Linked DNA regions of Mus musculus: region 2 is linked to region 1. The links are chromatin contacts, found by POLR2A ChIA-PET in ENCODE. All regions are on one chromosome and are shown on one strand. The core of a region is the stretch at or near the end of the contact, and the rest is flanking DNA. Distances in the headings are between cores, read along the strand shown. Region 1 holds the start of Rpl27a (ribosomal protein L27A). Region 2 overlaps Denn2b (DENN domain containing 2B).

What was found. ChIA-PET counts read pairs that join two places held with the same protein, here RNA polymerase II (POLR2A).
Region 2: POLR2A ChIA-PET joins it to region 1 with 15 read pairs in embryonic stem cell. The contact joins the enhancer-like site here to the promoter of Rpl27a in region 1. POLR2A ChIA-PET finds 5 or more read pairs at or near these places in 4 of 5 experiments (Patski and embryonic stem cell).

What each region holds. Positions count from the first base shown.
Region 1 is chr7:109,517,274-109,521,709 of GRCm38, reverse strand. It overlaps Rpl27a (ribosomal protein L27A), which reads right to left and starts at 2,515. Exons shown (of 5, transcript NM_011975.3): 1 at 2,488-2,515; 2 at 2,062-2,125; 3 at 1,717-1,792; 4 at 1,068-1,242; 5 at 1-109. The coding sequence starts at 2,490. It overlaps Snora3 (small nucleolar RNA, H/ACA box 3), which reads right to left and starts at 1,578; the gene lies at 1,459-1,578. It overlaps LOC115485611 (a small nucleolar RNA gene), which reads right to left and starts at 430; the gene lies at 301-430.
Region 2 is chr7:109,586,401-109,590,836 of GRCm38, reverse strand. The region is part of intron 1 of Denn2b (DENN domain containing 2B); the gene reads left to right. Among named protein-coding and RNA genes, the nearest start is that of Denn2b, 29 kb to the left of the region's middle. Within about 2 kb of position 2,681, at least 1 of the 3 ENCODE cell types and tissues checked has a DNase peak (open chromatin) inside an H3K27ac peak, as active enhancers do.

The sequences.
Region 1 (4,436 bases), core at 1,266-3,765:
CACCTCCAACACCCTTAATCTTCTCCTCAGCTCTTCTGCTGAAGAATTTGGCCTTCACGATGACAGGTTGCTTAGGGAGCTTTCCCTTGCCCAGAACTTTGTAGTAGCCCTATAATAGAAAGATTCACAACATACATCAGACACATAACACCCCAAGATTCAGGTAGGACTTGACTTATTCCCCCTTTTCAGGTATGTAAAGCCTGGCCTCTAACTCAAATGTAGATCAATATGGGATCATAGAGATTCACCAACTACACCTCCATAGTTGAGAGTATAGCATATGCCAGCCCAGATAGGCCATGTTTCTGATCTGGGCACTAGAAGGGACACTGAAGGCCCCTACCAATGAATCAAGACCAGCGATTCTCTCCGAGAACTGTAGCACACCAGGACAAGCACCATGTCAGGATGTGACTCTAGCCTCGGCCAAACACCCCCCCCCACTCCTGACCAGTTACACCCTACTAAATATAGTAGGTTAGGAATGATGGGCCCATGAAAGCCTCCCTGTGGTTTGGGTCTCTGCACTTAGGCTGGTGTGGTTTTTTTTTTGGGGGGGGGGGGGATGGGGGTACTTTTAACAATATAGGGCCTTAAATAATGAACACTTTAACCTGCAAAAAAAAAAAAAAAAGCCAGGATGTGCCTTAAGACCATTCTGGACCAACTATATACCTCAAAAAGCAAACCTGTTAGAAATGGAAACAAGTGGGAACCAAGCAGAGGAAGAGTTATTAGCATGTGACCAATTCAATCACCTGCAACAATTCTACTAAAATTTTCTAATAGGTAATGGCCAAATGTATATATAGGTTTGGCTTTCAAATAAGACCGTGTATTAAAGGTCCCATTAAGAGTGACAAGGCAGGCTGCTGGAGAGATGGCTCAGCTCTAAGTACTGACTGGACTTCCAGAGAGCCTGTGTTCAATTCCCAGCAACCACATGGTAGCTCACAACCATCCATACATAATGGGATCCGATGCCCTTTTCTGTTGTTTTTCTCTGAAGAGTGTTCTCATATACATAAAATCTTTTAAAACGAATGGCAAGTCAGTTCACTCACTGATCGAACAACATCAATGATGGGAGCAACTCCAGTCTTGTTTTTTGCCGCATTGACCCGTGTCTGCTCGCTGACCAATGTCCACAGTTTATCCAGGTTGACTGTTGGGCAGAAGCTCTGGTTCCTCTTCAAGTGGTAATGCCGCATACCAACTTTCCCAAAGTAACCTGGGTGACTGGGGAGGGAAGGCAACCATCTTCAGAGCCTCACTGAGAAAACTTATCTTTGTAGTTGTCTCCTAGTGAGTGTAAGTGTTCACTACTGTAAACATTGACACAGCAGGCACCAGATACAATTTTTGAACTAAAAGTCAGGTCACTCAGTAGCACCCCCACTCCTTAAAGGATTCCCTAAATAGGGTGCAACGTAACTTTGAATGGGTTAACTTGACATATGTCACTAACCTGGTGACTGACTGTGCCAGAAAGTCCACACAGCCAGTGAATAAGGTCAGCAGTTATTCTTCGAGGACTTAAGCACACTAAGGCAACAAGCAATACCTGAGCGTGACTCTAGCCTCGGACAGGTCCCCTCAGTTCAAGTGCAGCGTTTACTTGCTAAAGCTAGCCATACCAAATGGTAAGAAGCCCGTTTCCAGGGAGACACCGTCCTAACTCACCCCTTCAGCCCCCACTTCCAAAACACTCACTATTTGTCAAAGTTGATCCTGTGGTGGTGCATGCCTCCAGCATTCCCGCGGCCGCCTGGGTGCTTGCGGTGCTTACCTGTCGGCACACAAAGCAACTTGTGTGACTTATAGCTGCTCACATGCCCTTATTCCTGCTCTCAGTTTACCATCCGTTTCTAAGCCCGATTTATCAAGACTCGGGGATAGAAGGAACATTTACGGCATTTCACATCCCAGCGGCATGTGTTTAACTCTCACCCCGCTACCAACATAAAGTAGGGGAACTGCAAGTGTTTCCTTCCACCCACGGATGTCTACTTTCCAACAAAACTCCAAAGGCCAAACGCCGAGGAGGCGCACACTTACCGATGCGGCCGTGGCCGTGGCTCACGTGGCCCCGGAGTTTCCGGGTCTTCCTCAGTCTGGATGGCTGCGTGGGAAAAACAGCAAAGTGGTTAGGCCTGCTTAGAGGATGGGGAGACCGGGGAGAGGGCAGCAATGCCTGCCTGCCCGGATCAGGCCTGCACACGAGGACTTGCCTTCTGGAGCACCGGCTAAGCCGAGGCCGGGACTCAGAGCGTGCTCAGCCGCCCGGGCCCGCACGTCCACGCGATCCCAGCTCTGGTCGGAACACGCGGCCCCACGTTCCTCGCCCCACACCCGAGTGGGTCATCCCGCCCCGCAGGCTACGCCCAGCCATGGAGACCCACTAGGACCATAGCAAGCAGCTGAAAGGCTGGGAAGCAGAGCCCCGACCCTCCGCGATGGAGCGGAGGCCAAGAGAAGACCTACCATGGCGGTGGCAGAAAGGGAAAAGGGAGGAGCTCACGAAGTCTCGCGAGGTAGCAGGCGCGGGGGCGGGACCAATGCTTCATTTCCGGCCAGGAGGCCGGCTTCGGGAAGGGCTCCTGACGTCACGGCTCCCGGCGCCCGCCTCTTCCTTTCCGTGTGGATGGGCGGGGTGAACCGGTGGCGCCCGCCCCCGGAAGCCCCGGTAGCTCCTCCCTAGTCGAGCGCCGCTGCGGCCGGTCATCGTCGGAGTGCACTGTTCTTTTCTGGTGCGGTTGGTTTTTGTCTCCGGGCAGCAATGGCGGTGGCTCAGAGCATCGGCAAGACTTCCGCAGGGCCTCTGACGTCCCTTAAAGGGACACTGCCCTTCTCTTTTGCTCTGGTCCTCTCTTCATGTCCTGCCAAATTTGAACAGCCTTCTGTGCTTCAGGGATCTAGATTCTGTAACTATTTTGTATAAACATCACATTTGAATTTTCTCCAGACTCTGGCTGGTATGCTTTTACTCCCCTGGACCCGAGGTTCCCAGCCCAGCGTGCTCCTCATACAAGTATTTTCCGTGTCGACCTTCTTGGACCTGTTTTGTTACTTGTTTACTCGAACTATCACACTTGTAACTTCTAATTGCCAAGTTACATTTTTCTTCCCGATAGAGCCCAGATTCTCTAAGGGTTCAGGACTGGGCAATTTTGCTTGTTTTCCTTTTAAATCCATGAGTTCCTGGCGTGTAGCCTGCTTGCTAACAAAAGTGGTACACTTGTGCACAAGATTCTAACCCCTTAATCTGTTTTATTGTTTCTTACTTGATCCGTTAAACTAAAGAATATTCTAGTCAAAACTCTCAGAAAGCAGAGTGGGCAAATCCTGTCTGTCTGCTAGCTTCTTGCTCGGTGTTTAGTCCATTACAATCTGGGCAGTTTGACTTTAGCCACACCATTTCCTCAAGATCTTGTATTTGTTTTGAGACAGGGTCTTACTCTGAAGCCAAGGCTGGCCTTGTACCTCCTGACTGCTGGAGTTACACTCCTAATCGATTGGCTAGGCATGATGGTCTCGAACTTTCTCGTGTGGGCTGTAATAGCATATCTATGGCTGTCCTTGTTCAGCTCCTATTCAGGCAGTCCTGTTGGTGATACTATGGGTGTGGCTTCTTACACTCCTAGGACACACAATTTCACAGTAAAGCCTCTGATCTCTGGCTCTTACAGTCTTTCCCTCGCCTTAGGTGGAGGGGTTGTTTTACAGATTTATCCAGTGGGACTGGACTTCACACCTCTGCATTTTGATTGGTTATAGCTTTCTATATCAGTTTCTTTCTGCCTGTTGCAAAGAGAGCTTTCTTTGAGGGCTGAGGACTACCATTTTCTGTTATAAGGACAAATATTAGAACTACCCATGCCTTCACTGCTAGTATCCCAGTACCACTCTTGATTTCCCTAACCTTAACCTTTTGATCCTCCAGTCTTAGCTTCCCATGTTCTGAGATTTTAAGCATGTACCCTCATGACCAACTCTTTCTGAACTCTAAAGAATAGAGGAACTACCTTAGTATTCTACTACTTCCAATAGCACTCCAGGCCACAATGGTAAGACCCCCAACATCCTCAGAGCGCCTTGAACTTTACAAAATCTAGCTTCATTTTTTCATGAGACAAAAGACACAGAACTGGGTGACTTGTCCTAGGTTATAAAGTTGGTAGGGTACAGAGCCTGGACCTAGCCTTCCCCTTCCCTCTCCAGATTCCCCGTTTTTAGTCTCAGTGACCACTCCCTTTTGACCTCACAATACTCTGATCTTCATCTCTCCTTCATCTCACAGGCATTAATCATATACTGCCTAAGTCTAGCAGAAAGAGAGGTTTGAGAGTTGGGATCAAAATTTAAGAAGAGATCTGCTGCTGTCCCATATGTTCAAGGAATGAGCCAAATTACTTAGAAATTACCATTAGGGA
Region 2 (4,436 bases), core at 1,432-3,931, 69 kb before region 1:
AATTAATGTCCTTGGGCCTCAGCTGGGGTGTGTCCCCAATCCAGCCATCTGGAAGGTCAGAGTTATTAGCCAGTAGAATGTACCCATTAGCTCTTGGAGGGGTTACAACCTGTTAGTGGAGTCCTAAGCCTGGGAACTGCTTCTCTCACAGGGCCTTTCACACTTGGACCAGCTAACTGGCATTGCACTCCCTTATTTGGACACTAAATTTTCTGGGTGAGGTTGCAGTTCGACTTTGTTTTGAGTTTTTAGAGTATCTGACATCCTTGTGAGTGATTTTTTTTTTTTTTAAGAGATCAACATAACAGCAAAGCATTTACTTTTCTCCACCTGACTCTTTCCTTGGCCTCCAGCCTATCTGTTTATGAAACCAGAATGTGGTTCCCATGTTCTGCATTGGCCTCCCTGGGGACGCGTGGAACCCCCAACCATAGTGACAGAGACAGTAGAAACATGAGTCTAGCTACAGAGATTGTGAGAGGCTTGCTTTGTGTCTGGTACTAGAAACACCTGAGAGAACATTTTTGTACTTTGGGGAACTTGCTGTGCCCATCAGCTTGACCTCATCCTGGCCCAAGATACCAGGAGAAAGGTGCAGGCAGGGATATGGGAGGTAGTGGTGCTACCAAGGGTGAAGAAGTTTTGTGGGGCTCTGAGAGCACGCTTTCCCCTCTGGCAGACGGGCAGCTCTGTTTACCTCTGGTTGTCTTTTGATTGTTTCCTGTGGGCCCAAGGGAAGTGATCACTAGTGACAGAGATACAGGGGCCTAGTGCAGGAGGGAAGGCAAGGGAAGTGATCACTAGTGACAGGTATAGGGTCCTCGTGCAGGGGGAGAAGCAGTCAGCTAAGTTCCAGTTGGAACTTGCTGAAGCAACCTCTCAGCCTTCTTGGGGGAAAGCTTTGGGATCAAAGAGTCATGCAGGCTTGAGGCTTGAAGACTGGAAGAGCCGAGGTGTGAAATGAGGAGACCCCCTTGCTGTCTGTCCTCCAGAAGTCAGAGAGAAGGCTGACCGACTGAAAACTACTGCTGCACACCAAAAAAGTACTGTCCTAGTGGGAAGGGCTTCCCGTGCAGCAGTGTCACCCAACCCATACACAAACCCTTTGTACCTGTACTGCCTCCTCCTTATAGATGAGGAGAGTGTCACTTAGGGTAGCCTTGCATCAAAGCTTTGTAGCACTTGGAGGAGTTTTATATCCAGATTTCATTAACTACTTGGAATTACTCAAGACTACTCTTTCCCCGTTATTCCTTGTAGAGGAATCCACAACAAGCTATTATTTTAAGTAAGCTTTTAATTTTAGAGTAGTTTCAGATTTATAGAAAAGTTGCAGAGAGGGCACTAAAAGTTCCCATAGATCCTGGAAACCATTAATATTTTCCTCTCTCTTTTTCTGGCCTATTTCTGAGGGAGTGGGGAAGCAGATTTGGAGTGAGGACATTTTTTTCCAGCCTGGTGGTTTTTGAGCTACAGTTCTTGAGAGTCCACTAGGTTATAGTATTTTTTTTTCCCCCTAGGATCCAGTCTGTCTCAGCTGAACTGGGCTGGACACAGCTTTGCCTTCTAGATTCAGAATCGTATTTTCTGCGTCTCCTCAGTGGGGCCAGCTGGTAGCTGAGCTCCCGGAAGCTGGGGAAGGCAGTCATGGTTGGGAGGGTCTTCCGCTGTCTGGCCTTTGCTCTGTGTTATCTGGAAGGGTTCTTTCAAGTCAGTCCTCATGTTTTTAGCTGATGTTAGCTGACTTGGAGTCAGCGCCTTGGAGGGAACATCTGGGTGATATGATGAAACCTATTTGCTTGATGCCTCGAGTCTGACCTTGTATGGTGCCAGGGTAGTCCAAGGTGGTCGCTACTCAGTGGAAAGCAGACAGTGGGCAGTAGTGATGTGTATGGCAGCTTCTGTGCTTTGCTTGGGGCCCAGGCATATTCTCCATTTAAGGGAAAGGGGTCTGCAGACGTCTTAGCTGTGGGTGTGAGTGGGCTGGCCTGAGTGTGGGTGTGAGTGGGCTGGCCTGAGTGTGGGTGTGAGTGGGCTGGCCTGAGTGTGGGTGTGAGGGGCTGGCCTGAGTGTGGGTGTGAGGGGCTGGCCTGAGTGTGGGTGTGAGGGGCTGGCCTGAGTGTGGGTGTGAGTGGGCTGGCCTGAGTGTGGGTGTGAGTGGGCTGGCCTGAGTGTGGGTGTGAGGGGCTGGCCTGAGTGTGGGTGTGAGTGGGCTGGCCTGAGTGTGGGTGTGAGGGGGCTAGATGTGCTTTTTCAGTGAGATCATTCCACAGTTGCATTCCTATGAAATTATATTTTACTCGAGACGTGAAACTAGATGTGTGTAAAGGCACTGGCACTAAACACACAGAGCTCGGAGAAGGCCAGATGAGAGAGGGACAAGCAAGTCTTGGTGGGGTGGGGTGGGGTGAGGATTGGATTCAGGATCGTACACTATGAGCTTACCCAGGAAATGAAGTAGCCACTCAGCCCGGGGAAGGGAGGCTTGAGGTGCGTTGTCCCAGCTGTCTGCTACCCGAGGCAACTTGAGCTCAGAAAGGGCAAGTAAGGAGATGCTTACAGCTTCTGTGCCAGTGGCTGACAGGAAGCTCTGGAAACAGAAATGTCTGTTATCACCTACCAGCCCACCTTCCTGCGGCTCATCTCCCACCTCTGCCCTCCCAACCCCCACTTTCTCTGTTTCCTACCACTATGGTCTGTTTCTGCTCACACCCTTGTGGCACCAGACATACCGTGCTCCCTCATCCCACAGCACCCAACCCACAGCAGCCAGGTCTGTAGCTCTGGACTCCAACTTAGAAGTCTGTAATCCAGTTTCATTTTGACACTGACTGCTTGGAGTTAGTATAAACCCTACATACAGTTTAAGGGCTTAGTCTCTTATGACTGCCTCAACTCACTAGTCTCAGTCACCCATATTTCTGGACATTTTGAGGGCTTCCTCTCACACCCCTCTCCCACGGGTTTGATAATTTGCTGGAATGGCTCACAGGCAGAATTTAGAAAAAGTGAAGGGCTCTGGTAGACCAGAGCATGACAAACATGACTCTGGCAAGTCTTACTCTCTCCTATCCCCTCCTTCTTGCTTAACTGATGATTACACCCCTACAGCTAGCCACCAAAGACTATTCCCTTATTCACTTCCTTCTCCTGATGCTGACTACCAAGGTCTAGCTATCAAAGTATTGAAGTCCAGGAATCAAAGCCCCTCTTTTGACTGCCCTAATTAACATGCCCTATCAAAGCAAACCCATTCATCCTAACAGGGAAAACTTAGAATTGGTTTTCTTCCTGATTCCTGACAGAGAATTCCTGGTAATTTTTTCAAAGATACATCCAAGTGACAGCAGGGTGGTGGTGGTGGTGGTGGTAGTGATAGGCCCTTTCAGCATCACCTTAGTTTATTATGCTAATGAGGTGATCAGTGGACCAATGAACAGAAAGACTATGGAGGTTGAAGTTTCAGCCTCATCTTCCTTTCCCTAAACTACCATTTGCCTATGGGCCACATCTATCTCCTCTCTGTCCAGAAGTAGTCCTTTGTCCCTCTGGGGCAGATAGCCTACCCCCCCCCCCGTTGCTTTTCCCTTCTTCCTCCCTCGTCCTCTGCCTCCCATCTTTGTCTCTTACTCCTCCTTGCCCTCTGTCCCTCTGGGACAAAGAAATCTCTTTTGTGATGAGAACTTGGTCTTGATGTATCCTGTGCCTACTCTGGTCCTTTCCAAGTGTACTTACTTCTTACCAGTTTATTATTAAGCGCACAGCTCAGGAATGTTCAATCAAAAGACCTGCACAGGGCAGGATTACTGGGGGTGAGGGACTTGTTAAGTCAATTTCCCCTTGAGTTGCCCTCCAGTACTGTAATCTGTTTACCAAACCAAAGCTTTTTGAATTCTCATGGTCAGGGGTTCTGTGGAGGGTCTTCTATTATATAGGCATGATATATTATGTCAGGCATATATTATGATATATGACTGATATATGATGTCATAGGGGCTCTATGGAGTTTGTTATATCCGTACTGATGGATTATGTGGTAACATAATAACTGATAAGTACTGGTGAGTTCCACCCTCAGCTCTCTCCTCTCCCCTCAGGCTGGAGGATCTTTTCAGTTCTTTTCTGCTGCCACTGTGCTCTTGTTGACCTTTGTGCATCCAGCTATTCCTTAACTTGTGGTTTAGAGGACAAAAACTGTTTGCAGGGCTAAGGAGATGGCCCAGCAGGGGCATAGCTTGCTGTGCAAGCCTGATGACCTGAGTTCAATTCCCAGAACCCACAGAAAGAACGAGAGCCAACTCCACAAGGTTGTCCTGGTCACTACATGTTCTTTATAGCACACACATGCCCACACGCGTACTTCATAAACACACACAATAATAATGGTAATTTAATTTTTAAAAAGGCTGTTTTCCCTAATAGTGCCTAGCACAGGG